3 separate regions of the Homo sapiens genome follow, and regions 2 and 3 are each linked to region 1. The links are chromatin loops, found by intact Hi-C in ENCODE. Cell type or tissue: Caco-2. All regions are shown on one strand. Each heading gives the region's core, and the rest is flanking DNA. Links, peaks and the distances in the headings are about the cores only. Region 1 has its middle 26 kb from the start of LINC02643. Region 2 has its middle 82 kb from the start of LINC02643. Region 3 has its middle 69 kb from the start of LINC02643.

Evidence for each region. Peaks named below come from ENCODE experiments on the same cell type or tissue, not always from the same donor. Only the 100,000 strongest peaks of a DNase experiment are listed, where the experiment ranks them.
Region 2: it touches region 1 in a loop (4-fold over the local background); 5 of 110 quality-filtered maps call a loop at or near these places.
Region 3: a loop joins it to region 1, with 7 times the contacts of the local background. A loop is called at or near these places in 5 of 110 quality-filtered maps.

What each region holds. Positions count from the first base shown.
Region 1 is chr10:21,394,384-21,404,341 of GRCh38, forward strand. It overlaps the pseudogene MRM3P1 and the pseudogene LOC100420467. Among named protein-coding and RNA genes, the nearest start is that of LINC02643, 26 kb to the left of the region's middle. RefSeq lists an enhancer at 8,703-9,242. In Caco-2, for the core only: no CTCF peak of the experiment used is centred there; a DNase peak (open chromatin) is centred at 5,428.
Region 2 is chr10:21,286,416-21,296,373 of GRCh38, forward strand. It overlaps a transcript of NEBL not described here. Among named protein-coding and RNA genes, the nearest start is that of LINC02643, 82 kb to the right of the region's middle. RefSeq lists enhancers at 625-1,384, 6,123-7,322, 6,153-6,916. In Caco-2, for the core only: no CTCF peak of the experiment used is centred there; DNase peaks (open chromatin) are centred at 6,636 and 7,616; H3K4me3 peaks cover 781 bases.
Region 3 is chr10:21,299,423-21,309,380 of GRCh38, forward strand. No RefSeq gene overlaps it. Among named protein-coding and RNA genes, the nearest start is that of LINC02643, 69 kb to the right of the region's middle. RefSeq lists an enhancer at 1,327-1,406. In Caco-2, for the core only: no CTCF peak of the experiment used is centred there; a DNase peak (open chromatin) is centred at 5,049.

The DNA of each region.
Region 1 (9,958 bases), core at 4,451-6,950:
GAAAAACAAGGGTAGATACTGCTGGAAGGTCGCAGGCTCATTGCAGAAGCTCTCAAGGCTGGAGCTGTGCCAAACATTTCTTCTTTAGCCGTCTAGAATACCTAAAGGGGCTGCCAGTCGATAAGCTGAAAAGTGTCAGCCTCATTAAGGTGAAATTTGGGGAGATCAAGGATTGGTCCGACCTAGTAACACCACAAGGAATAATGGGTCAGTGATTACATGGTGTGTCTTAAGGTGTGGAGACCTAGGATTAATTGCTCATACTTGTCTTAGGACAGCAGATTTCATTGAAATGAAATTCAAAATGTTACAATTAGAAAAATATAATTATCAAAGCTGTGTATCTTACAGCATTTTAAATGGAAATTGAAACCCGTTTTTCACTATCATTTGGATTATGGCTCCTTATAGTCTCTAGGAAGAACCACTATTCCTCGAACCTTATATTTTTTAGATTACTTCTTCAACTTTTTATGTCAGATTAAAAATTAAGAAAATGTTTACTAAAAGATTTAGCCCTTCATTTTTGCAAAACCTCTGCCCATGTGGTGATAACTGTCAATAAACTCCTTATTCTAGAAGCAGATCTAAGAAGTGAGGTACAAGCCACAATTTATTGCCCTGTTTAGCCCAATAAACAAAGAACCTTGTCTTCTAAAAAAAAAAAAAAAAAAAAAAAAAAAAAAAAAAAGAGTCGTCCAGCCACAAGATTCCGAACCTCCCCAATTGCTCCTAGGGATAACATCACTATTGCAAAACCTAAGATTGGTGCTTAAGGTGTTTTCTAGGCCCTGCATTCTCATGCACCAACTGGCACTACCCAGACCAGTAATCTGGCTCAACCAGTTCTCCAATGCCACCTAGGAACACAAGGCAGCAAGAAGAACCCACTTCAAACCCCTATGATTTTTATCTCCAAACCAACCAATTAGCACTCCCCACTCCCTGGTCCCCTCCCTGCCAAATTATCCTTAAAAACCACAGTCTCCAAATTTTCAGGGAGACTGATTTGAGTAATAAAACTCCAGTCTTCCACTTAACCAGCTCTGTGTGAATTAAACTCTTTCTCTATTGCAATTCCCCTGTCTTAATACATTGGCTCTATCTGGGAAACAGGCAAGGAACCTGTTGGGCAACTATAAAAGTTCTCAACTAGAAGGCTCTGACACTCAAGGAGTTGGTCTCTAACACTTTTTCTTTTTTTTTTTTTTTTTTTTTGAAACGGAGTCTCGTTCTGTCGCCCAGGCTGGAGTGCAGTGGCGCGACCTCGGCTCACTGCAACCTCCGCCTCCCGGGTTCACGCCATTCTCCCGCCTCAGCCTCCCCAGCAGCTGGGACTACAGGCGCCCACCACCACCCTAGGGGAATTTTTTTGTATTTTTAGTAGAGACGGAGATTCACCGTGTTAGCCAGGATGGTCTCGATCTCCTGACCTCGTGATCTGCCCGCCTCGCCCTCCCAAAGTGCTAGGATTACAGGCGTGAGCCACCATGCCCGGCCAGGTCTCTAGCACTTTTTCTAAATATTTCCCTATTTAAAAAATAAATGAGGCTGGGCGCAGTGGCTTATGCCTGTAATCCCAGCACTTTGGGAGGCCCAGACGGGCGGATCACCAGGTCAGGAGATCGAGACCATCCTGGCTAAAATGGTGAAACCCCGTCTCTACTATCTCTACTAAAAATACAAAAAATTAGCCAGGCATGGCGGCGTGCACCTGTAGTCCCAGCCACTCAGGAGGCTGAGGCAGGAGAATGGCGTGAACCCGGGAGGCGGAGGTTGCAGTGAGCCAAGATCGTGCCACTGCACTCCAGCCTGGGTGACAGAGCGAGACTCCCTCTCAAAAAAAAAAAAAAAAAAAAAAAAAAGTAAAAATAGAAAAATAAATGAGAGAAGAGCCTAACTTTACTAACTAACTGTAACTTTACTCTCATCTTGCTTATTTGCATTTCAACAAGCTGTCTTGGTGTCTGAGAAAGGCAGGAAATCTCAGCTTTGGCAAAAAATTACATATAATGGGCAGCATACTTTTTTTTTTTTTTTTTTGAGATGGAGTCTTGCTCTTGTCGCCCAGGCTGGAGTGCAATGGCACAATTTCGGCTCACTGCAACCTCTGCCTCCTGGGTTCAAGCGATTCTCCTGCCTCAGCCTCCCGAGCAGCTGGGATGACAGGCACCCACCACCATGCCGGGCTAATTTTTGTATTTTTAGTAGAGACGGGGTTTCACCATGTTGGCCAGGCTGGTCTCGGACTCCTGACCTCATGATCCGCCGGCCTTGGCCTCCCAAAGCGTTGGGATTACAGGTGTGAGCCACCGCTCCTGGCCAGGCAGCGTATCTTCTATCTATAGCAGGAAGTTATCCCAAGGGTGCACATCGTTTTTATATGTGTCACTGTCTCAAAAGCTTATATGCACGTGGCTTTCACCTCTACACAAAATAGGAGTTTTTATGTTTCCAAGCACATAGTAGATATGAAGGAAGCTTTTTGAGCTCCTATAAGAAAAAGGCACCATGCAATTTAAAAGATATTAGTACTAAGATAGAACAGAGACTCCTGTTAGTGGCCTGCAGGCCTCCACAAGCATGGAAAGAAAGAAAATCTTGAATTCCTTCAAGGGAAATTCCAGGTGCCTAGCCAGCCCTGAGAAATAAATAAACAACTTGATAAGCAAGAAGAAGGGAATAGTAACTTAAAGCAACAGCCAAGGAAGCTAGAATCATGGGATGTCTGCTTCCCTATGGAAACTAAAGATAACATCTTTTTTTGTTTGTTTTTTTTTGAGATGGAGTCTCCCTCTGTTGCCCAGGCTGGAGTGCAGTGGACCATCTCAACTCACTGCAGCCTCTGCCTCCTAGGTTCAAGCTATTCTCCTGCCTCAGCCACCCGTGTAGCTGGGATTAGAGGCATGCACCACCACACCAAGCTAATTTTTGTATTTTTAGTACAGACGGGGTTTTGCCATGTTGCCCAGGCTGGTCTCAAACTCCTGGCCTCAAGTGATCCACCTGCCTCAGCCTCCCAAAGTGTTGGGATTACAGGCGTGAGCCACTGAGCCCAGCCACCCCTGCCTTAAAAAACCCTTACCTGCAAGGTCAGGATTTAAGCATAAGCTGCCTGATCCTCCTTGCTTGGTAACCTGCAGATAAACACCTTCTTTCTTCCCACTGCAAACGTCGGTGTGGATATCTGGTCTTATCGTGTCAGGCAAGCAGACCCCATCTAGCTTCAATAACAGTACTGATGATCATCTCAGGTGGCCTTTTACAAATACATACCTGGCATCCTAATTTTTCAGAAAGATTTGAGGAGTCTTTTTGGAGAGTAGAGGGGTATAGGGTGTGTATTTGTATGTGTGCAATTTTCATTTCAACTGCATGGATTCACACAACATAAAACACGGGCATGAAAAGGACCCCAGTGAATGTTACAGACACCAGCACCTGCCACACGGTCTTGGGACACATGGAAATAATTCATGAAAATAATCAAGCAGGCCAGGCACGGTGGCTCACGCCTGTAATCCCAGCAGTTTGGGAGGCCGAAGCGGGCAGATCACCTGAGGACAGGAGTTTGAGACCAGCCTGACCAACATGATGAAACCCAATCTCTACTAAAAAATACAAAAATTAGCCAGGCATGGTGGCAGGCACCTGTAATCCCAGCTACTAGGGAGGCTGAAGCAGGAGAATTGCTTGAACCTGGGAGGCAGAGGTTGCAGTGAGCCGAGATCGCACCATTGCACTCCAGCCTGGGCAACAGAGCAAGACTCTGTCTCAAAAAAAAAAAAGAAGAAGAGAAAATAATCAAGCGGTTTCACCCCTTGTATCTGTTCAGTAGACCCTCCCTCTCTTTAAAATTATACTGGATGTGGCCAGGTGTGATGGCTAACGCCTGTAATCCCAGCACTTTGGGCAGCCGAGGCAGGTGGATTGCTTGAGGCCAGGAGTTTGAGACCAGCCTGGCCAACATGGTGAAACCCCATCTCTACCAAAAATACAAAAAATTAGTCTTGCGTGGTGGTGGGCGTCTGTAATCTCAGCTACTCAGGAGGACAAAGCAGGAGAATTGCTTGAACCTGGGACGTGGAGGTTACCATGAGCTGAGATCATGCCATTGCACTCCAGCCTGGACAACAAGAGCGAAACTTCATCTAAAAAAAAAAAAAAAAAACCCAATAACTTATGGAAAATAAAATTTAAAAAAATAGAAAAATAAAAAAATAAAGATTGTACTGGATGTAACTAGGACAAGTGATCTCTTTCATCCTACCTCACCAAAGAAGGCCCCTTAGCTGCATAAACTTGTTTAATGAATGAATCACCAAGATGATTAATCAAGGGATAGGAATGACAGTGGTTCCAAATGTGCCTCTATTTTTTGATAGCATGAGAATATCCCTGGCTAAGTAAAAGGGTAGTTGTAACTACTGTTGTAAATCACACTGACTTTTAGCAGGTTGTTTAAAGCAGGATGGAAAGTTCAGCCAGTCCAAGCACCAGGCTAGTCCTCTATTCCACACCTCATAAAATGAACCTAAGGTACCTTTGTAAGAAAGCAGCATAGACCATACAATGCCAGAGTCCCTGGGGAAGAGAGAAAATGTGAAAAGCAAACTATAGGCTTTAAAAAATGCAAATCCAGCTTATGTTTGGATTCAACTATTTTAAAATATGTCCTCTTAGCCCACTAGCCACTCCACTTGGAAGGAGACGTAATTTATGTCTAAGGAGTGGCAGAATTCATTCAGAATCATCATCTTCTAATTCAGCCTCGTGGCTCTAAAAATTGCCTCTGGGTACTTGCCTAAAATAACTTTTAGAGTCTGTACTCCAATAAAGAGTCCTTTGCTGAAACTTGGATCAAATGCTCATTTATTACCCTTACCTCTTTATCAATTAAAAAACATGTTATAAAAGCACATTCTTTATAAGAGGAAAGACATAGAAGTTATTCTCTTTGCTATGCTCACAGTACAATTTTTCCAAAATGAAAGGAAACATGTGTCCAGGGTGGGGAAAATGTGCTGGTGTCATGCGGCGGCTCTATGAAATATTACTACCTGATCAGAATCAGACAGAAACCAATGGGTAGGGGGTAACAACTTCCCTTTGCAAGCATCAGCTCTGTATGCGGTGGAGGTAAAAGTGATTAAGAGACTGAGCCAAGAACTAGAAAATCATATTTTTATTCAATGTTTAAAACTCAACTTTCTCTAGGTACAAGGAATCTCCATCTGTTTTAGAATTGGGATGATCACAAAGGTGCTGGCTGAAATGGTTTATTCCTAAAGCTCCTCTTCTTGAAAAAATATTTATTTAACAGATCAAAGCCTGTGAGCCCATCATCAGCTTTCCATTCTTCTCAGCACACAGCTATTGTGGACCCAGCCGGCTTCCAAATATAGGCATGGAGACATATGATGTCACAGTCTGGCATGCAAAGCTCCCCAACCCCACACATGCATGCACTCATAAAGAATGCAAACGTCTCTTAAAACCGTGCACTTAAACATGTTTTGTAAGGTTCTGTGGTTGCATCCCCAGAGATGGAAGTCAAGGAAAACCTGTTCTGCAGATGGAAAAAAGAGGTTATAGCAGAGAGGTCTACTCTCCTTAATCAGTAGTTTCTGGTCTCTAAAAGCAATGAGCCAGCCAAAGAACAAATGAAAAAAGAAATCTATTGACTAGAAACCCCTTTAAAAGAGGTCTTGGCTGGGTGCAGTGGCTCATGCCTGTAATCCCAGCACTTTGGGAGGCTGAGGCAGGCGGATCACGAGGTCAGGAGATCGAGACCATCCTGGCCAACATGGTGTAACCCCGTCTGTACTGAAAATACAAAAATTAGCTGGGTGTGGTGGTGCGTTCCTGTAATCCCAGCTACTCAGGAGGCTGAGACAGGAGAATAGCTTGAACCAGGGAGTCGGAGGTTGCAGTGAGCAGAGATCGTGCCACTGCACTCCAGCCTGACAACAGAGCAAGACTACATCTAAAAAAAAAAAAAAAAAAAAAAGAGAGAGAGATCTTATATTAAATCTCTGATCCATCTAAAACAGCAACATTCTGTTGTGTTAGACTCAGCATAGCTTTGTCCTTCAAGGGGAGACAGTCCATCAGTAAACACATAATTCTGAGTGACACCTATGTGCCTCTTGCTACAACTAGGGTTGAGGGCTAGATGTCAGAGAAGTTGAGGTTTCTATATGTAGAAAGTCTGCAGTCTAGCTTGGAAGGTGCCTTAGCCCATTCAGGCTGCCACAACAAAATACCATAGACAGGATAATTTATAAACAACAGACATGTATTTACTTATTTATCCACTTATTTTTATTTTTACTTTTATTTTTATTTTTGAGACAGTCTCACTCTGTCACCCAGGCTGGAGTGCAGTGGCGCAATCTCGGCTCACTACAACCTCCACCTCCCGGGTTCAAGCGATTCTCCTGCCTCAGCCTCCTGATTAGATGGGATTACAGGCATCTGCCACAATACCTGGCTAATTTTTGTATTTTTAGTAGAGACAGGGGTTTCACCATGTTGGCCAGGCTGGTCTTGAACTCCTGACCTCAAGTGATTCTTCCACCTCGGCCTCCCAAAGTGCTGGAATTACAGGAGTGAGCCACGGCACCTGGCCTAGTTATTTATTTATTTAGAGACAAAGAGTCTCACTCTGTCACCCAGGTTAGGGGGCAGTGGCATAATCACAGCTCACTGCAGCCTCAAACTCCCAGGTGCCAATGACCCTCCTCATCCTCCCAAGTAGCTGGGATCACAGTCACGTGCTACCACACTCAGCTAACTTCTTAATTTTTGTTGTGATGGGGGTCTTATCATATTGCCCAGGCTGATCTCAAACTTCTAGGCTCAAGTAATCCTTCCACTTTGGCCTCCCAAAGTGCTGGGATTGCAGGTGTGAGTCACTGAGCCTGGCCTATTTCTTCTTCTTCTTCTCCTTTTTTTATTTTGAGATGGGGTTTCACTCTGTTGCCCAGAGTGGAATAGAGTGGTTGAGTCACAGCTCACTGCAGCCTTGAACTCCTGGGCTCATGTAATCCTCCCACCTCAGCCTACTGGGTTGCTGGGACTATAGATATGCACCACTACACTTGGCTAATTTTTTACTTTTTTGTAGAGAAAGTTCTCGCTATGTGGCCCAAGTGGGCCTCAAATTCCTGGGGTCAAGTGATCCTCCTACCCCCACCTCCCGAAGTGCTGGGACTACAGGTGTGAGCCACTGCGACTGGCCCAGAGATTTATTTCTCATGGTTCTGGAGGTGGGGGAGTCCCAGACTGAGGTGCTGGCAGATTCAGTGTCTGGCGAGAGCCCTCTTCCTGGCTCATAGACAGAGCCTTCTCACTGTGTCCTCACATAGGGGAAGGGGCCAGCAAGCTCTCCAGGGTCTCTTTTATAAGGGCACTCATACCATTCATGAGGGCCCCACTCCCATGACCTAATCACCTCCCAAAGGCACCACCTCCTAATATCCTAATACTATCACCTTGGGGGTTAGTATTTCAATATATGAGTTTCGAGGAGACAGAAACATTCAGACCATAACAGGAAGCATAAGGAATATGTGAAATAATTAACAAACGATGCCATATAATATATAATAAAATGTAGAACTGCGAACCAGGCGTGGTGGCTCCTGTCTGTAATCCCAGCACTTTGGAAGGCTGAGACAAGTGGATCACTTGAGCCCAGGAGTTCGAGGCTGCATGCAGTGAGTTATGATGGCAACACTGCACTCTAGCCTGGGTGACAGAACAAGATACTGTCTCTAAAAAAAAAAAAAAAAAAAAAGAGTGTAAATGTGAGCATCACAAGTGTTGCAGATTCCACTGGGGTGTGTTGCAGGTTGGGTTCCTCAGGAAGCCGACTCTGGGGAGGAGATCGGAGCACAGGAATTTACCAGGGAGGGCTCTCAGGGCCAACGCCTGTTGGGAAAATGAAGGACTCAGGACCGGCCAGATGGAGCTGAGCGGCCTGCTGTGGCAAGCTCTGAAGCTGGGATGTCCCTTTAAAACTGTCCCACGCTGGGCCTATAGACAGCTCCACACATTCCTGCCACTCATTGAATGCCCAAGCAGGAGCGTGACATGGGACAAAAGTGACTCCTTGGGCAGAGGCCATTCCCAGGCCACCGCTGAACACTGATGGCTCCCACCCGGCCAACAGCACACCCAGCAGCTGGGGATATAAGTTCTCCATCCTTGAAGGAGAAATCTGGGCAGCACGGCACAGCATCTGCAGGAGAATGGCTCCACACCACAATCTCCCCACTCTGGGAAAGGCCCTCCATGGCCCCAGCCCCCACACCCACCTCTCCCTGCCTGCATCCAGAGAGGTGCCTCATTTCTAGAGGCAATCACCTGACTCAAGCTTAAACATTCCAGTTTTCTCCTGGGACTTGAAACTTGGCATGGATACAGAAAGTAGCAGTTATTGAAGCAGACTTGGTGCCCTGAAGAGAAAGTCTAAATGTTTCTGCAGCTGAAATCCCTGGAGGTTCTCTCTTGCCGCCAACTGGAAGCCAGGGTTCTGGTTCTCCCTTCAGTTCTGTGAGGAGCCGCGGGGCCTTCCCAGGAAATATGTGTTTTGGCCCATATCCCAGAACTGGATTTTATGGGTTGCAAAAAAGACTACCCTAATTAATAAACAAGGATTACAAGGAGGACTAAAGAATCTATTATGATGTGACTTTCATATGTGTCATGTCTAGGACTCCTTCAACACTCTCAGTCCCATGAAGGCAAGGACCAGCCTGCCTTATTTACTCTGAGGTTCTCACTAAGCATGGTGATTGACATAGCATAAGCATCTAGCAAATTTGTTCAGTGTTGGTACTCAGAAACCAAATACCCCAAAATACATCACATTGACATACTGAAAAAGAAGTCTCAAGTTCTCTCTGGCCTCCCCCAACCACCACGACCATCTCTTCCAAAGAGTTAAAAGTTCCTTTATCTGCCTAAGATCCAGGCCCATCAAGAAGAACAATTGTTTTTTCTTCCGCTCCCTGTAAGACCAAGAATGTAACCACACCTGAACCACCCTATCACTGTCAAAGAGAAGTATTTACAAGTTAATCTCTGTTCCCAGATCCATTTATTCTCCCTAGTAATCCCCTCAAAGAATTCCACTTCTACCCTCTTCCATAATCTGTTTTATCCCTGAAACAGCCTGGTTGTCTGGAGTAACACCCCAAGTTCCTTGTCCCATGGCCACAGAGAACAAGGACGCAGACACACAAAGAGTAAGGTTGAGATTGAAAGCATAGTAAGCGAAAGAAAGAGAATAGCTCTTTGCTACAGAGGGGGGTTCCCAGAAAATGCTGGATCTGCAGTGAAATGCAGGGGGGTGTATTGATGAGCTGGTGAGGAGGTGACGTCTGATTTACATAGGGTGCAAAAAACTGGTTAGACTGGGTGTGCCATTTGCATAGGGCACGAATTTCTGGTAGCCCCGCCCTAATCTTTTATTATGCAGGCAGGTCCTCTGCCTGAGCTGCACCATGTTGCCCATTCATTTACTGTACATGTGGTAACCAAAAAAAGGGAAGATGGAACCTCCGTGCTGGACATGCCTGGCCCCCAGGTAGCCCTTTTCTATTGGCACAGTTGCTGGCATTCCCCTGTGCAAGCTTGCAGCTTCCTTGTTCATGTTTGCAGCTCAATTTCTTAGGCTGCTCTTTGTTAGAAATGATTTTGGGGGCTGCTTTTTGTTGTAAGGGACACTCTGCTGAGGACTCTGTTGCCCTCACTATCTGCCTTAATAATTTATTTCTACCTCCAGGATCCAAACCCCCTTTCTTTCTGTAGCCCTAAGATGGTATATAAACTTTTGTACCTCACTATTGGGTTGAGTCTTCATTCTGAACGCTCCCGTGTATACACATTAAATAAATTTGTACGCCTTTTCTCCCATTACTCAATCTCCCCCAGGTCAGTGATTTTTTTT
Region 2 (9,958 bases), core at 5,282-7,781, 110 kb before region 1:
CTATCTGAAGAAAATTGCCATATTAAGAAAGATGTTCTGTTACTAAACATGTTATCTTGCATGTATCACCGTGAGGTTGACATGCCTCTACCCCTGCTTTTGGCCTTTAGCAGACTGGATTCAGACTATAGCTATAGCAGGGCGCCATGGCTCACGCCTGTAATCCCAGCACTTTGGGAGGCCAAGGCGGGTGGATCACAAGGTCAGGAGATCGAGACCATCCTGGCTAACACAGTGAAACCCTGTCTCTATTAAAAAACACAAAAAAATTAGCCAGGCGTGGTGGTGGGCACCTGTAGTCCCAGTTACTCGGGAGGCTGAGGCAGGAGAATGGCGTGACGTGAACTTGGGAGGCGGAGGTTGCAGTGAGCCGAGATGGCGCCACTGCGCTCCAGCCTGGGTGAAAGAGCAAGAATCCATCTCAGAAAAAAAAAAAAAGCAGACTACAGCTATAAATACTGTAGAAATCATACAGGAACAGACAATTTGACCTTTGTTCACACCAGAGTGGAGATGGCAGTAGCGACAAGTGTGACCAACAAAGGGTGGTGGGGAGGCAGAGGGTACAGACCAGAGGATTATTCAAAAAGGTCAAGATCCAAGTAATCAGAATGAGAATCTGAGCAGAATTCCCTAATAAGAACCAAGGCTGGTTACGGGTTCCAGAAGCTGAAAATCCACAACCAGAAGCAACCGTTAACAGAGAAGCAAGTACCGGCATCCATCACAAAGACCAGGAGGTCAGCAGTGGCAGGTCAAGGGAAAGAATCCAGGAAGTCATGAGAACTCCCATAAAAGAAGTGGAAGCTAAGAGCCTTGGTCAAGAGCCAGAGGGTTAGGCTGGGCTCAGTAGTTCATGCCTGTGATCCCAGAATTTTGGGAGGCCGAGGCAGGTGGATCACTTGAGGTCAGGAGTCTGGGACCAGCCTGGGCAACATGGTAAAACCCCATCTCTCCCAAAAATACAAAAACTAGCCAGGCAGGGTGGCATGTTCCTATAGTCCTAGCTACTTGGGAGGCTGAGGCAAAAGAATAGCCTAAGCCAGGGAGGTGGAGGTTGCAGTGAACCAAGATTCGGCCACTGCTCTTCAGCTTGGGTGACAGAGTGAGACTCCGTGGAAAAGAAAAAGAGTCAAAGGGTTGAAAGTATGTTCAACTCTACATACAATAAGAGAAATGCAAGTAAAATTAAAATTATAATGGGAGACCATTGAAAGTATTCATTAAAAATCTAATCAAACCCCTATAATCCAGATATATCACTTCACAGGAAATACAGGAGATAGAAGAAATGTTAAATGTTAGTACATACTGAATTGGCAAAATCAAGACTGAAAATAAATCTAGAAGACAAATAACGACATTCTCTCAACAACAACAAAAAAATTGCAAAGAAAATAGAAGAGATGGAAAAAGGGTACAGCTGTCAACCAACTGCAATGTATAGACCTTATTTGGATCCCAGTGCAAAAAACTGTAAGAAAATAAAAATTATGAAACCATCTCTGAAAAAAAATAGGCAGAGCATATGTTCATATCCATATACTATGTGAGTTATTCCAGGCAAGCTATTAATCTGTCTCAATTTTCTCTTCTGAAAAGCAATGAATAATGCAATGTATCCCCATAGGATTGTGAGAATTAAGAGATAATGCATATAAAGTGCTTAGCCAAGTACCTGGTACCTAGAAACCATTAAACAAATGGTAATCATTATGACACCAGTAATCAAAGGAGTGAAGTAATAACAAGACATGAAAATCATTGCTGCCAGCCGGGCATGGTGGCTAACACCTGTAATCCCAGCACTTTGGGAGGCCAAGGCGGGCGGATCACTAGGTCAGGAGTTCGAGACCAGCCTGGCCAACATAATGAAACCCTGTCTCTACTAAAACTATGAAAATTAGCCAGGCATGGTGCCAGGCATCTGTAGTCCCAGCTACTTGGGAGGCTGAGGCAGGAGAATCACTTGAACCCAGGAGTCAGAGTTTGCAGTGAGCCAAGATCGTGCCACTGCACTCCAGCTTGGGTGACACAGTAAGCCTGTGTCTCAAAAAAGAGAAAAAGCCCGACGCGGTGGCTCATGCCTGTAATCCCAGCACTTTGGAAGGCTAAGGCGGGTGGATCACGAAGTCAGGAGTTCAGGACCAGCCTGGCCAAAATGGTGAAACCCCGTCTCTACTAAAAATACAAAAATTAGCCGGGCCTGCTGGCAGACACCTGTAATCCCAGCTACTTTCGAGGCTGAGGCAGAGAATTGCTCAAACCCAGGAGGCAGAGGTTGCAGTGAGCCGAACTCATTCCACTGCACTCTAGCCTGGGCGACAGAGCGAGACTCCATCGCCAAAAAAAAAAAAAAGAAAAAGAAAATTATTACCATCTGACAATATATACGTGTGTGTGTGTATATATATATATATATATATATATATATAAAAATTTTTTTTTTTTGAGACGGAGTCTTGCTCTGTTGCCCAGGCTGGAGTGCAGCGGCAGGATCTCAGCTCACTACAACCTCTGCCTCCCGGGTTCAAGCAATTCTCTGCCTCAGCCTCCCGAGTAGCTGGGATTACAGGTGCCCACAACCAAGCCTGGCTAATTTTTGTATTTTTTAGTAGAGACAGGGTTTCACCATCTTGGCCAGGCTGGTCTTGAACTCCTGATCTCGTGATCCACCCGCCTCAGCTTCCCAAAATGTTGAGATTACTGGCATGAGCCACTGAGCCCGGCCCTTTTTATATTTTATGATAGGGCAGTAATCAGGACTTAAGCCCGGTTGTTCCCAAACTGGAAAGAATGAGCAGGAACATAATTGCACCTGATCAAATGAGGGCCTTACAGCTGCAGGGGAATCCTGACACCAGCTGGGTATGAGAGGAGCAACTCAGTATTCACGGAGATCATGAAGGACTGTCCAGAAGACAAGCATGCAGCTCATTGCTCAGCTAAATGATCTCCATTTGATGTCAATTTCAACCCAAACCAGCAGCAATAGGACTGAAGTGCCTTTTGTCCTCAAATTTGTTTTTCTAAAATATGCTTTGGAATTGTGCCCTTGGCTCACTTAGTTGCTTAACAGCAAATATATGAAACTGGCTACTGAAAATGTAATGCTGTGGACGTTGTCCCTTACTGGTGTAATGCCCCCTTTCTCAGGGCCTTTAAGAGATTATCACAACCACAGTGTCAGGACTTCTCCAGAGCACCCAGCGTGTGTTAATCTCATGGAAGTAAGCCTGGTCTTACTCTTTGCTTTGAGCTTTAGGAAACTCACAACTAAATTTGGGCCCCTTTGAATGATGATACAGACCCTTCAATTATGCAGTTCACTGAAAATATATTTTCCTTAGTTTAATTTTAATATTCTGAGGCTAGATAGTGGGTCAGAAACTACAGTCAAAGGGCAAACCCAATCTGGTGCCTGCTTATTGTTCCATTGAAGATGCTTATTCACTTGCCTGTTGTCTGTGGCTGCTTCTGTAGCACAACAGCAGATAATTGCAACAGAAACTACAAGGCCCAAAAAGCTAAGACTCTTTACTCTCTGGCCCTGTACAGAAAACATTCATCAACCCCTTCTCTAGACTTACCTTTTTCTAACTTTTTCTCTTGATCTTTACCCTGTTATGGGTGTTTTATAAATCCATTTTAGAAGAAAGCAGGTTGTAAAGAATCTAATAAGGAAGCAAGGCCAAGAGGGCCATGTGATGCTGTGTGGTCCTCAGTGACACCCAAACACACCCACACTAAAATGTCTGTGGGAAATTGGAACCACTCTCCCTGCTGTCAGCATAGACAGTCTATCCACTGCATGAGTTGTAGTCAGAGTAAAGAGAACCATCCTCCATCTCAATGTTGGGGCTCAGAGCACTGCAAAATATGATGCTCCGGTATGCTGAGCATTTTTGAATTAAAGGAAATTGGAAAACCTTAGAAGCTACCTCAGAATCAATAAATTTTCTAACCTTCTCTTGTTTCTTTCTCCAACCCCTGCCCCTACAAGCCAAGCACATGCAGAGGTTCACTCTGGAAGTTTCTTTATCTGATTGAGGAAAACTTCTTCCAAAAAAAATACAATTGTCTTAATAGCCCCTTCCTAGGAATCTTATCAAATAACCAAGAAAAATTAACCACCAGAGGAGAGAAAGACTAAAATCATCACAATGTTCAGACAAACTTTTCTTCTGTTCTTTTGAGGGTAACTCCAAAAGATTATTAGGAGATTTTATCTACATAATAAGACAACCTTTGTTCACAGTGCAGTTCTTCCCCTCACCTTACCACCACCTCCCCCAGAGCTCAGAACTTTGTCCCAGGCCATTGTCTATTATTTGGGCTCATCCAATTCCCTTGAAAATTATTTACCACCCCTTAAAAGTACCTACACCCCCCATTTCCCTCTCCCCTATGAAGAGTATATTTAGGCCTCAACCATCTGATCCTTCCTTGAGTCTCATAGTTTTGCACGGCTCCCATGCTTATGCATGTTAGTAACTTTGCATGCCTTTTCTCCTTTTAATCTGTCTATTGTCAGTTCATTTCAGCAGACTGGAACCTTCAGAGGGGAAGGGAAAATTCTCCTCACCGCTACACCCACACCAGATGCCAGTAATGGTTCTTAGAGATTCCTCTCTCCTAGACCTCAGTAAAGTTATTTCTGTCTTTAAGGGCTTTCTTTGCTAATTCCTCTAAATAATCAGTTTTCAGTAGATCCCACTGGCACCTAAAAGAAGAAATACTGGGCAAAGAGAAGAAAGGAGTGCAATGGGGGTGGGGGGAAGGTAAGGGGGTCTAAGAAGGCTAAGAGAGGCCAGGCGCAGTGGCTCACACCTATAATCCCATCACTTTAGGAGGCCAAGGCAGGCAGATCACTTGAGGTCAGGAGTTCAAGACCAGCCTGGCCAACGTGGTGAAACCCTGTCTCTACCAAAAATACAAAAATTAGCCAGGCGTGGTGGTGCATGGCTGTAATCCCAGCTACTCAGGAGGCTGAGGCAGGAGAATTGCTTGAACCCAGGAGGCAGGAGTTGCAGTGAGCCCATATCACACCACTGCACTCCAGCCTGGGTGACAGAGCAAGACTCTGTCTAAAAAAAAAAAAAAAGAAGAAGAAGAAGCCTACAAGAGTCAGAAGTCACGTGTTATCCTTCCTACTCAGCACTGGGCTTGACACCAAAATTGGGTCATGATGATGGCAATTATGAAAAATAAAAACCAGACCAGGCGCAGTGGCTCACACCTGTAATCCCAGCACTTTGGGAGGCCAAGGAGGGTGGATCAAGAGGTCAGGAGTTCAAGACCAACCTGGCCAACATAGTGAAACCCTGTCTCTACTAAAAATACAAAAAAATTAGCCAGGCGTGGTGGTGGACGCCTGTAATCCCAGAGGCTGAGTCAGGAGAATCGCCTGAACCCGGGAGGCAGAGGTTGCAGTGAGCTGAGATCACGCCACTGCACTCCAGCCAGGGAACAGTGCGAGATTCCGTCTCAAAAATAAAAATAAAAAAGAAAAAGAAAAACCTTATTTGTTTTACAATTAAACCCATATGCAGATGATAATTGCTGTTATAAGTTTAATGCCCAGACTTGGTTTCTCTTCCAAAAAAGTATAAACACAGTCCAGCTATATCTTTGTAATGCTCTTAAATGTGTCTTAGTAAGGACCAAAACATCTGATTTTCAAGGTATTTGGAGTTTGGGTCTCTGTAGCTGAACGTGGTTTCTTTTTCTCTTCAAAGAGGATATTTCAAGGAAGTCTTTCATCAAAAACTGCTAATTTAAGGCTCTGCTTTGTATAAAAGTTTATTTTGTATAAAAGTTACATGCTTCCCAAGATCACGTTTTAATTAACAAAGCACTGTATGGTCTTATCTAACAAAACCCTGAAAATCAAGTTGGCCATTAAAGGGTATTAAATGATTAATTGATAATCATTAAATGATAGGCAAACCAGAATATCACTGGAATTGCACGATCATCTTATTAGTCTCTCACACTACATACTGTCAATGCAAAAGACCACTTAGGAAGAAAATGTATGGCTGGGGTTGAAATAAATGTTAGACCCCTGAGAAATTTATTGAAATTGACTGAGAAAGTAACATTCGGGACTTTTTTTCCTGAAAACTGTTCAAGCCTTAAGCAACTGCAATTATACTTTTATCTTACTCTAAATACTGTCTTTATAATTAAGAAAAACATCCCTTGTGCCTATTCTTTTAAAAAGGACTTTTTCCCTCTATTTCACTTAAAAGGAAATCAAGGTTTTACATTTTCTAGTAAAAGCATAAGAAAAACGATGAAGGTATCTATCTTGTGAAAGGAAAGCTCATCAGCATCAAATGTAAAAATCTGTATAAGGATAGATTGTTTCATTTTGTTTCTTTAGAACATAAGAGAATCCGAATGACTTACATTCTTGGCTCTTTTTCCACCCACGCAGGGAAACCAGGAGGAATTCCAGAATCAAAGAGAACCGCATTCCTCTCTACCACAAAGTACTCACACTTGGCAAATGGCAAAGATTTGGGTCATCATTTTTTAAACGACAGCCAAGCATTAAAGAGCCCAGGCAGAGAGCAAGTAAAAGAGTCTCCGTGGTTCCTCCCAGCGCTAGTCTGTGGCCTCAACAACATAGCACGTTGCAGGAAAAATTCCAAATTTCTGGGTCCCAAGGGGAGGCATTACTCAGCAGTCTCAGCGGTGACGGCGTCAGCAGGACAAGAGCCATTTGCTCCGGGAGGACTTTGATGTTTCTTTAAATGGTTTCTGCATCTAGTCCAATAGAATGGATACGGAATTATCTTTATTACAACCACAAGGATGTGCAAATTTATTTACAGTATAAATGGTTCTTTCCACAAGTCCTAGCTGTCAACAACTCTTTATTTTCCTGGAGTGACTTAGAAGCCAAGAATGTTTTGTTTCTTAAGCTTCCTACCTAGAGAGGTAAAATAACAATCTTGTTAATGAGAAGACAAAGAAGCTAACTGTTCTGTTTTGCAGCGTTCCTACAGACCGTACCTTTTAATTGCCTAGTGCTGGCAACTTAACATACTGTAATGAGTACATTGTTCCTCTTTTTTTGTTTGTTTGTTTTTTCTTTTTTCTTTTTTTTCTTTTTTTTTTTTTTGCACATAGCTCTCTTGAAGTGCGTTAGAAACTGAGTTTGTTGTACAGAGCAGAGAAGATTCTTATTAAAAACTGGCGGAAGCATTTGGAACAAGCGGTTTATTTTGACTGGTGAGGTATGTCTTACATAGCTTGCATTCAGATGCAAGAGGAAAAAGAGATAAAGTGAATTAGTCCCAATCATCTGGGAAATGACATTTCTTACCGTGTTTGAAGTACTTTATGAATTAGAGAATGGGACTGATTTTGAAGGCTAAATTAATTTAATCTGTTTGCTTTTGTTTGATGCAGCAGCTGCAGCGACACACCCTACTTCTTTGAAAATCTGCAGCTTTCAAGGGTTTGGGTTTAGAAGAGAAAGAGTGCAGCTAAGTGGTGGTGGCTTGCTTGGTGGGGGTGCTGGGGGAGGGAATCCGTTTGCAATTTCCCCTGGTGGAAGTCTGGCATTCTCAGAGAGGGTTTGTCTCAGACATCAAGGTAGCCGCTCACTCAGGCCCACCATTCTTGTTATTAAAGGAGAACTTTCCAGGTGAAGCAAACAGGAGGCAAAGAAAGGAAATTATCATCCAACTCTTTCCACCACCCCCCCTCCCCCCAGCACATTTTCATTAGGGGAAAAAAAAACCTCCAGGGTAAAGATAAAAGAGGCAGAAAGGTTCCCATTGGCCACGGTCCATTAACAATGACTGACACCCAGTTTGCCACACAAGAGCCCCATAGCCCATAGCTTCCTTATTTATGTTTGAGTTGGGGATTTCTTTGGTGCCGCAGATGGGCTGATAGGTTCAAGAACTCAATACTAACCATGGACGTATGTCCCATCATCTTCGTTTCTCTACCTTAGAAGATGAGGACTGTGCGTTTCCAAGCAGGACAGAGAGACAGCATCTTTACAACAACACTGAGTATACATAGGTCAATTTTTCAAAAACGGATTAGGTTTCTAAGAGGAGAGCAGCTTCACCTGGTACATTTTCACCATCAACCACAGAGTCAGGGAGGCTTTTTGCAGATGGGTACGCCGAGGAGCATGGACCATTTCAAAGTTCAGACAGGAGTTGGGTTCAGTGAAATTTGCCCATCATGGTACTAAAGGCAGGAGATCAGGTCACATAATTCACCCCTGACTTGGTCTGGAAGAAAAATAGGCTGGCCGATTTTAGAAAAGGAAATACTGTACTTGGAGAAATCAAGAAGAGGCTAGAAGTGACCACAGACTGTCACATCATACTGGGCAGTGTCTGGTTGCAGAGCAATATTAAAGTCCACATGGCATTTATGGATTCATTACCATCACGACCTCCAGAACCGTAAGGTGGAGGAAAAAAAGACTGATGTATTTTCTGATGAGTAACACATTTATCGGGGCATTCGTCTTGTAAAGCAAGCTGAGCTGGGCCTATGTTCTATAATCTGCTACCTAAGGTAGACACAGGGGCTACATGCCCAGCCTCTGTTCTACCAGAAGCAACTGGTATATGGAGTGTGATGGGCTTTGTTCCTTCTAAGAGGGCCCAGGGTAAGCCTATGACTTTTTTTTTTTTGACACGGAGTCTCACTCTGTCACCCAAGCTGGAGTACAGTGGTGTGATCTTGGCTCACTGCAATCTCTGCATCCCAGGTTCAAGTGATTCTCCTTCCTCAGCCTCCTGAGTAGCTGGGATTACAGGCACTTGCCACCACGCGTGGCTAATTTTTGTATTTTTAGTAGAGACAGGGTTTCACCATGTTGGCCAGGCTGTTCTCGAACTCATGATCTCAGATGATCTGCCCACCTCGGCCCCCCAAAGTGCTGGGATTACAGGCAGCCTGGACTTTAAGTAAGGTTAAAGGTGAGACCTTTTTCCCAGAGCAATTCAGCTCCTCCCTGAGACAAGATCCTTGAATGATAAAACACCCCACATCCGCACCCTCCCTCTTAAAATTTTCCCTCTACATTATGGAATATTGTTTAATATTGACTTTTTAAATTAAACAAATCACTGCTTTATATCTTTGAAATGATCATTTACTGAAATTGAAGCAAACATGTTGCATTTTTTTTCACAAATCCATCTTTTCCAAGAGCTACATCCAGTCTCTGCTCAGAGCAAATGGCACAGAACTTAGGAGGCAAAAATGCAAGCGTGTGCTCTTCTCCCTCACACAACTGGTTCAGACATCAGGACAAACACCTCCATCAACGAAGTGTTTTCAGGGCAATCTCATAATTCTGTATTTCCAAGACCAAATATTTCTATGCAGTGAGCGGGAGAGAGTAAAAACAAGAGTAGCGGAACGATAGGAAGAAGAGCTGGTAGGCCCAGGATACCAGGAGCTGAAAATAACCAGGAAGCAGGTGCAGGCATGCCCCGGCCAGGCCCTGCCCTCTGCCTTCTCCTCTGTTTCTTGCCCCGCCAACCCAGGTGAAATGCAGCTGCCTCTCCCCACCTCCCTCCAGCTCTCCCCCTCCTCCCCAATTGGGACTGAAACTCTTCCAAGGGGACCAGGTGCAGTGGCTCACACCTGTAATCCCACCACTTTGGGAGGCCGAGGCAGGTGGATCGCCTGAAGTCAGAAGTTCAAGACCTGCCTGACCAATATGGTGAAACCCTGTCTCTACTAAAAATACAAAATTAGCTGGGCACGGTGGCACATCCCTGTAATCCCAGCTCTTTGGGAGGCTGAGGCAGGAGAATCACTTGAACCAGGGAGGTGCAGGTTGCAAATTAGCTGGGCATGGTGGTACATCCCTGTAATCCCAGCTACTTGGGAGGCTGAGGCAGCAGAATCACTTGAACCAAGGAGGTGGAGGTTGCAGTGAGCCAAGATCATGCCATTGCACTCC
Region 3 (9,958 bases), core at 3,657-6,156, 96 kb before region 1:
GGAGAGGTGGAAAGAAATAGAGATGCCCTCCTTCAACCCACTCCCCAGTAGGGCTGGCACTGGGCAAGGCTGTCCACCGCGCCCTCCAGCCCTGCTCCAGGATGACAGCTGCCTCCTCTGGCACTCCCTGGGCCATCGCACAGCATCTTTCTTCCTGTTTCTCTCTCCTACTCCACAGTAGGCTCTGAGGGACAGTCACTCCAGTCTGTCCTACTCCCAACTTACTGAGTGCCTACTATGTGCCAAGTGGGGCCATAGAAGTGAGCAAAACAAATCACACATTTCTTGTGGAGCCTGCATTCCAACGCACACAAACAGGTGCATCTATGTCAGATGCGAAGGGAAGGGGAGGGGAGGGGAGGAGAGGGGAGGAGCAGAGAAGAGAAGGACTGCAGGGTGAGTGGGAGACAGGAAGGCAACCTTGAGGTGGGGTGCTGGCGAAGCCTTGCCTGCCCTGGAGGAGATCTGGGGAGGACCAGGCTCCAGAGCAGAGGATACAGCCAGCACTGATGGCAGAGGTAGGAAGGAGCCCCCGGCCCATCTGAAGAGCAGCATCAGGGGTGGGGAGTGAGGAGATGGAAAAGGGGCCATGAAAAAGGCTCAGGATTTTATGCTAAATAAAATGAGAAGCCACTGGAAAGTTTTGAACGAAGAGATTTTATTTACTTATTCATTCATTCATTTTTGAGACAGAGTTGCACTCTGTTGCCCAGGTTGGAGTGCAGTGGCACCATCTCGGCTCACTGCAACCTCTGCCTCCCAAGTTCAAGCGATTCTCCTGCCTCAGCCTCTGGAGTAGCTGGGATTACAGGCGCCCACCACCACGCCTGGCTAATTTCTGTATTTTTAGTAGTCAGGGTTTCACCGTGTTGGCCAGGCTGGTCTCGAACTCCTGACCTCAGGTGATCCACCCTCCTCAGCCTCCCAAAGTGCTGGAATTACAGGCATGAGCCACCGGGCCTGGCCAAGAGATTTTAGTATTAGCATTCAGGACCTTGCCTCTGTGTCTTTAGACAGTGTCTCTTCCCCCATTGGCTCAAGGCCCAATGTATGAGAACAGGTTTGCTCTCAAAATTTGTCACATGATATGTTAAGATACATACATTCCTACAGTAACCCTACAATAATACTTTAATTCCTCAAAAATGTCCTGAAAATAGTATGTATTTTTTAATTTCAAAAGTTATTAAGAAGGCTGAATACACACAAATCTCTCTGATCTCCTTCCTAAGTAATCTTGTACACAGTGACAGTTCTTCGATGGGTTTACTTGGGTTTTAACCTCAGAACTACTGAATGTCATCCTCTCAATCTGTTCCTCTTTCTTCAAGATAGAGGAACCAGGCCCTTGCTGGTTACAGCCATTGGGGGAGGGTAAAGGGATAGTCCAGAGATAAAGGAACCAAGGCTAGAAGGCCATTGGGGGGTCTAGGATGGATTTTTTTTTTCTCAGTTGGAATAGCTGTGGGTAGAATGTTCTCCAGTCCTGCACCTCACATAACAATCACTGTCATATTCCACCTAGAAATCATCCTTATAATAACGCGCATACATTCTTTTCTTTTTTTAGAGTTGGAGTTTCTCTATGTTGCCCAGACTGGTCTCAAACTCCTGGGCATAAGTGGTCCTCCCACCTCAGCCTCCTCAGTAGCTAGCACGACAGGCACGCACCACTGTGCTGGGCCTAAAGCACGTTCTTAAGAGAATATCAAAATACTTTTCCAGAGACACAAAGCATTGTCTCATCTGGGAAAACAGGAAGACGGAAACTCGGAGAAGTTAAATACTTAACTGAGATACCCAGAAGTTCAGCTGCCAACCAGGCAAGGCATCTGAGAAGGCTGTTCCATGAGTCTGGCTTCTGTCAGTTACAGATATTTCATCCAAGTTATGTTATATCTGTGTTACTTTGTCAAGTAAAATGGCACACTCCCTCAGTTATAGTCTTTTTAATTTATTTTTTTTGTGACAGTCTCACTCTGTTGTCCAGGCTGGAGTGCAGTGGCGAAATCACAGCTCACTGCAGCCTCAACCTCCCAGGCTCAGGTGATCCTCCCACCTCAGCCTCCCAGGTAGCTGGGACTACAGGCATGCGCCAGCACGCCCGGCTAGTTTTTGTATTTTTTGTAGAAACAGGATTTCACCATGTTGCCCAGGCTGGTCTTGAACTCCTAGCCTCAAGCAATTCGCCCACCTTGGCCCCCCAAACTGGTGGGATTACAGGAGTAAGCACTGCGCCTGGCCAGTCATAGTCTTACCCTATTTATTCATCTGCTGGGCCCTATGATGTCCTAATTCTATCTGACTTGCCTAGTTGTAAATTTCAGTGGCCAGGACCAAGGGCAGGTCTGCCTAGATTCTAAAGTACCCAGGGCTTTGTGAAAGTTCAAGAACCACACAAATACCAGAAAAGCAGTGTCCTGGGAAAAGCTTCTATAACCGACTCATAAATGGATGATTCTCCAAGGAGGGCATCAAGGGGAAAAAGAAATATGATCTTCCTCCACTCCCATCCCCCCTCCACCTCTTTGCTATAAAAGCCTTATTTCTTATTACTTTAATTAAGTTTCTGGTATGATCCCTGGTAAAAGGCTTTATGTTCATGCAGTCTTGTAGAAAACAGCCGTGAACTGGCCAGGCGCAGTGGCTCATGCCTGTAATCCCAGCACTCTGGGAGGCCGAGGCGGGTGGATCACGAGGTCAGGAGATCGAGACCATCTTGGCTAACACGGTGAAACCCCATCTCTACTAAAAATACAAAAAAATTAGCTGGGCGTGGTGGCGGGTGCCTGTAGTTCCTTCCAGCTACCCAGGAGGCTGAGGCAGAAGAATCGCTTGAACCCGGGAGGTGGAGCTTGCAGTGAGCCGAGATCGCACCACTGCACTCCAGCCTGGGCGACAGAGCAAGACTCCATCTCAGAAAAAAAAAAAAAAAAGAAAAGAAAAGAAAGGAAAAGAAAACAGCCCTGAACCCCACAATGACAGCAGCAACCCAAGAACTTGGTCACCTATACAAGCCCCTACCTTCTCTCCTGCCAGTGTTAACTTAGGCCACCAACATGTCAAGGTAGGCCAGGCATAGTGGTTCACGCCCATAATCCCAACACTTTGGGAGGCCAACATGGCATTGCTTGAGGCCAGGAGTTGGAAACCAGCATGGGCAACAAAGCAAGAACCGGTCTCTACAAAAAAATGTTTAAAAGTTAGCCAGGTGCTGTGGTGTGTGCCTGTAGTCTCATCTACTCAGGAGGCTGTGGCAGGAGGATCACTTGAGCCAGGAATTGGAGGTTGCAATGAGCTACGTTCACACCGCTGCACTCCAGCTTGGGCAACAGAGCAAGACCCTGTCTGCAAATAAATGAACAAATTAATGTCAATGCTATTATATGCAACAGAGAATCAAATCTTTACCCAAGGTGAAGGCATCTGGTTGTGTCTTGTCTTGCCTTGTGTTGTTCCTTTTTCCCTCACTCCAATTGTCCCTCCACTCCCTATAAGAATCGATCTTTAAGGCCGGGCGCGGTGGCTCACGCCTGTAATCCCAGCATTTTGGGAGGCCAAGGCAGGTGGATCACCTGAGGTCGGAAGTTCGAGACCAGCCTGACCAACGTGCAGAAACCCTGTCTCTACTAAAGATACAAAATTAGCCAGGTGTGGTGGCACGTGCCTGTAATCCCAGCTACTCAGGAAGGCTGAGGCAGGAGAATCGCTTGAACCCGGGAGGCAGAGGTTGCAGTGAGCCAACATTACGCCATTGCACTCCAGCCTGGGCAACAAGAGCAAAACTCCATCTTAAAAAAAAAAAAAAAAAGAATCGATCTTTAGTTTCTCCAAAACTGATGCTACTGTTCTCTCTTAACAGAAAAAGCCATCCAAGGTCCCTGTTGCCCCAGTGGGTCAGCCTCAGGGATTGCCACCCAGGAGGGAGGGTGCTCAGCCCCGTGGAACAGGTGCTAGAGCTATGCCATTCCACACCCCCAGACAGTACAGGGACAGGGAATATTCCCAGAAGAACTCTGACTTAAATGAAGAAAACTGCATTTCAAGACACAATTGTTCGTCCGGGTGCGGTGGCTTATGTCTGTAATCCCAGAACTTAGGGAGGCCAAGGTGGGCAGATCACTTGAGGTCAGGAGTTCAAGACCAGCCTGGCCAACATGGTGAAACCCTGTCTCTACTAAAAATACAAAAATTGGCTGGGTGTGGTGGCACACGCCTATACTCCCAGCTACTTGGGAGGCTGAGGCATGAGAATCACTTGAACCTGGGAGGCAGAGGTTGCAGTGAGCCAAGATTGCACCACTGTACTCCAGCCTAGGTGACAGAGTGAGGCTCCATCTCAAAGAAAAAAAAAGAGAAAGAACACAATTGTTATCACTGGAGAAATCATGACTTTTTTTTAGTCTCTAATATTGATAACTTGTATTGTTTGTTTATCTCTAATATTGTAATATTGGTAACTTGTTTGTTTATCTCTAATATTGGTAATTATTTCTGGCTCCCACACACACAAAAAAAGACATTAGTCAGGCCAGTTGCGGTGGTTCACGCCGGTAATCCCAGCACTTTGGGAGGCCGAGGCTGGTGGATCACCTGAGGTCAGGAATTTGAGACCAGCCTGGCCAACATGGTGAAACTCCGTCTCTACTAAAAATACAAAAATTAGCCAGGCATGGTGGTGGGTGCCTGTAATCCCAGCTACTCAGGAGGCTGAGGCAGGAGAATCACTTGAATCTGGAAGGCGGAGGTTGCGGTGAGCAGAGATCATGGCATTGCACTCTAGCCTGGGTGACAGAGCGAGACTCCCTCTCAAAAAACAAAAAAGACATTAGTCGAGAGACCTCATAATGCTTTTCTACTCACTCAAAAGACAACCTAGGCTCTAATCTTCAGTGTAGTCCACAAGAATACCTTCAAATCAGCCAGTGATTCAACTCTGACCCATAATAACGTCTTACATTTCTAAAGAACATTCCAGCTTTGAAGTGCTTCCTGTGTATTTCTTCATCAGGACTTTGGGACAGTTTGGTAGTTTCTAGAGCACCCATGGCCCTCCCATGTCTTGTTATCTCAAGGCATAACCGTATCATACCTGACTGGTTCTTTAATGCTCTGAGTGGTTACAGAATCAGCCCAAAGTGGAGATGGGCCATGATTTGCCACTGACGACAGTGGGTAGGAATTGAGAGACATCATGCCTTAGGAAATTAGGGCATTCCTACTTCCAGAATCTAAAAGTTCATATAACATCTACTTACAGAGAAGTAGAAACAACACTCAAATGAAAATTCATTAGTATGCTAATGCATCACTGTTGAAACAGAAAGATGAGGTGCATTGACCGCTTCCACCAGAAATATTTTTATGGGCCTGGCACAGTGGCTCACGGCTATAATCCCAGCAGTGTGGGAGTTTTGAGGCAGAAGGATTGCTTGAAGCCAGGACTTTGAGACCAGCCTGGGCAACACAGTGAGACCCAATCTCAAAAAAAAAAACAAGAACAAAAGAAAGAAATACTTTTATAGTTTAATGTATTTAACACCCAAATGCAGAAATCATACCAATTGCATGCTGAGGAATAAAAATACCCCCACATTCTAACCAACACCATGAAGTTTACGCTTTTTGTGTCTTTCATTAAACAAAAAATTATTAAGTGAACTACTTTGGGAAACTTATTTAACATTTTGGGTCTCAGTTTCCACATTAGTAAAAGGTGCATAATAATAATAGTACCTATTTTTAAGAACCGTTCTGAGGATAAAATGGGTTAATTTATGTAAAGTGCTATATACTGTCCCTGGCACCTGACAGCCTCTTCAACACCATCTTGGGCCACTCTACCCAAGCTAACCATAATCTGGCATCTGGCCATTTAGCTTTCTTTTCTTTCTTTCTTTTTTCTTTTTTTTTTTTTTTTTTTGAGATGGAATCTTGTTCTGTTGCCCAGGCTGGAGTGCAGTGGCACAATCTCGGCTCACTGCAAGCTCCGCCTCCCGGGTTCATGCCATTCTCCTGCCTCAGCCTCCTGAGTAGCTGAGACTACAGGTGCCTGCCACCATGCCCGGCTAATTTTTTGTATTTTTAGTAGAGACGGGATTTCACCATGTTAGCCAGGATGGTCTCGATCTCCTGACCTTGTGATCCGCCCACCTCGGCCTCCCAAAGTGCTGGCATTACAGGCATGAGCCACCGCGCCCGGCCTCTTTCTTTCCCTCTTTCTTTCTTTCCCTTTCTTTCTTTCTTTCTTTCTTTCTTTCTTTCTTTCTTTCTTTCTTTCTTTCTTTCTTTTTCTTTCTTTCTTTCTTTCTTCTTTCTTTCTTTTTTCTTTCTTCTTTCTTTCTTCCTTTCCTTCTCTTTCTTTTTTTTTTTAATAGGTCTTACTCAGTCACCCAAGCTGGAATACAGTGATGCAATTATAGTTCACTGCAGCCTCCAACTCCTGGGCCCAAGTGATCCTCCTGTCTCAGCCTCCTGAGTAGCTGAGACTAGAGGTGCATGCCATCATGTCTCCCTATGTTGCCCAGGCTGGTCTTGATCTCTTGGGATCAAGCAATCTTCTCACCTTGGCCTCTCTAAGTGCTGGGGTTACAGGTGTGAACCACTGTACTCAACCCACATTTAGCTTTCCTTTCCCTTCTTCAGAGTCTTTCCATATGCATTTTCCTTCATGAAAACTCTCTTTCTGTCTCTGGCTGCATTATATTTACCCTTCACATGTCAAGGCAAAAACAGCAGAAAAAGATCCAGGGGTCATAGCTGATCACACACATACAGTATGTAAGTATATATGTTTGTGTGTGTATATGCACACATATACACACTGACATATATGTATATAAGTCAGCAATACAGTGCTCTGGGTCTAGGTAGAGGCTGGGTCTATATGAAATCAGTATGTTCTAATACGCATATGGGGTCCTAGGGCAGGAAATAGCTATACTACTTTCCATTGTATTAAGCTGACCTTTTTAAGAGTATTTCATCCTATTGTGGTCTTTTTTTTTTTTTTTCCAGACAGGGTCTCACTCTGTCACCCAAGCTGGAGTGCAGAGGCATGACCATGGCTCACTGCAGCCTCAAACTCCAGGGCTCAAGCCATACTCCCACCTCAGCCTCCCGAGTAGCTGAGACTACAGGCATGTGCCAACTTGCCTGGCAAATTTTTTTATTTTTTGTAGAGATGGGGTCACACTATGTTGTCCAGTCTGGTCTCGAACTCCTGGCTCAAGCGATCCTGCCATGTCGGCCTCCCAGAGTGCTGGGATTACAGGCGTGAGCCACCGCATCTGGCCCCTGACATTTTTTTTTGTAATGCAATTGTGAATGCATTCAGGAGATTCCCAAAAAGCTTACCATGAATTATTAAAAGCATGAAAAATCATAATTTTAATGCTTTATTTCATAATAATAAAAATATATTTTTATTATTATTGTATATATATTTATAATTATTAAAAGCATAAAGAAAGTCATAATAACTGGAAGAAAGAAAAGACTAAGGGATGACCAAATGCCTCCCTTCAGAATTACAAGTAGATTCCATTTTCGGGAATGCTCTGTCTGCAGAAGACAGAAGAAGACAACTTCCTTGGCTGGGCGTGGTGGCTCACACCTGTAATCCCAGCACTTTGGGAGGCCAAGGTGGGTGGATCACGAGGTCAAGAGATCGAGACCATCCTGGCCAACATGGTGAAACCCTGTCTCTACTAAAAATACAAAAATTAGCTGGGTGTGGTGAAGTGCGCCTGTAATCCCAGCTATTCGGGATGCTGAGGCAGGAGAATGGTTTGAACTTGGGAGGCAGAGCTTGCAGTGAGCCGAGATCATGCCACTGTGCTCCAGCCTGGCAACAGAGTGAGACTCCGTCTCAAGAAAAAAAAAAGAAAAAAAAGGCCAGGCGCGGTGGATCACGCCTGTAATCCCAGCGCTTTGGGAGGCCGAGGCGGGCAGATCACCTGAGGTCAGGAGTTCGAAACCAGCCTGACCAACATGGTGAAACCCCATCTCTACTAAAAATACAAAAAAAATTAGCCAGGTGTTGTGGCATATACCTGTAATCCCAGCTACTCGGGAGGCTGAGGCAGGAGAATTGCTTGAACCTGGGAGGCAGAGGTTGCAGTGAGCCGGGATTACGCCACTGCACTCCAGCCTGGGCAGCAAGAGCAAAACTCCGTCTGAAAAAAAAAAAAAAAAGACAACTGCCTTAAGCAACAAGAGAGACCATTCTTACAACAATATGGTACACTGACAACTGGATTCTTGGTGTCTATAACATCTAGATTGTCTTTCCTGTGATTTAGAATCTGACAGCCCTGAGTTTGAATCTTGGCTCCAGGGGGTTGAAGAATCTGATGAGATATAGAAGGTGGAGATTCTTGCAAAATGGACATAGCAAGATTTTTGCAAAAATTGGGAGGCACCTTTGTACAGACATAGAAGTCCACAGGATAGACTTAGTTGGGAAAGCAGCTCAGAGGAGCCTGTGTAACTTTTGGCAAGTAATTAATTTAATCTCAGGGGATTTTTCTGCTAAATGGGAATAATAATACCCACCCCACCAGTTTTTATAAAGTTTAAACAAGATCATTATTTGTTCCTGGCTTTTAGTAATGGAAATGAAAGCCGATTCCCTCATCCACCTCCTATGTTACTCCCCTCAAGTTTGGCCCATCCGCTTGAAGAAACTGTCATCACAGAAAGACAAATACCTCCTCTTCTCTCTTAGAAGTGGGAGCTGAATAATGTGTACACATGGATATAGAGAGTGGTGACAACAGAGTCTCAGAAGGGTGAGACAGTGGGAGACAGGTGGGTGGTGAGAAATTACTTAATGGATACAATGTATGACACCCTGAAAGCCTGACTTCACCTCTGCGCAATCCATGCAGCTAACAAAATTACACTTGAACTTCATACATTTATACTTTTTTTTTTTTTTGAGATGGAGTCTCACTCTTGTCACCCAGGCTGGAGTGCAGTGGCATGATGTCAGCTCACCACAAACTCTGCCTCCCATATTCAAGCAATTCTCCTGCCTCAGCCTCCCGAGTAGCTGGGATTACAGGCGTGAGCCACCACGCCCGGCCTCCATAAATTTATACTAATAAAGTTCCTTTAAGTTTAACAATAAAAAAAAGATATTGTGATCAAGAAATTTTATCAAACATTGTATTTCTGTATTATATATATAAAAGAATCATTCAGTGCAAAGAATATTATATTCTAAATGAAATTAATCTGCAAATGATACATCTAGAGAGAATATGAAACTTATTCCAGAACAATCATTTTAAGCCAAAACAAAAGGTTTAAAGTTAGGTAAGGAAGGCACTTTGGTGAATATGTAGTGATCCATTCACCCACAGGTTCAATAAAACGGTTAAATGGTCAGCAGTTTGGCTAATTCACACTGGTGATTGCCTGGGAGAAGGAAGGCCGAAGAGTTCAATTTAGATTTAAAAAAAAAAAAAAAAAAAAACTTCCTTTGAGACAACTTGAACATAAAGACTGCACCACACATTTTTGAGTAATAGAAATAGCAAAGATGTATGTATCTCTTGTCCTTTTCTTTTAAGGAAAGCTGAGCAAATGGTACAATCTTGAGGAACAGAGTAAGTGTCAGCGAACCACGTGTTTCCAAAATGAGCTGGGAACAAGAGTCAGTGTCTGCAGTAGAGCTCTTCAAAGCCTGGGAGAAACTATGGAGCCGATGTATCAAAATCACACCCAAGACAGAGTTGATTTGTTTCTTTGATGTCCCTGACGTTGTTCATGCAGAATTCACTCCTTGAGGTCAAAAAGTACATCAAACTTCTGTAGAAATTCTAAATTATTTGATACATTCTCAGCATTGCAAAAAGAGAAAATTCTAGTTTAAGGCTCCAACTCAAAGTGTGCCTCTGTGAAGTACTCTTGAAAAAGAAAAAAAACAGCAACAACTGGTGCTTCTGACAAG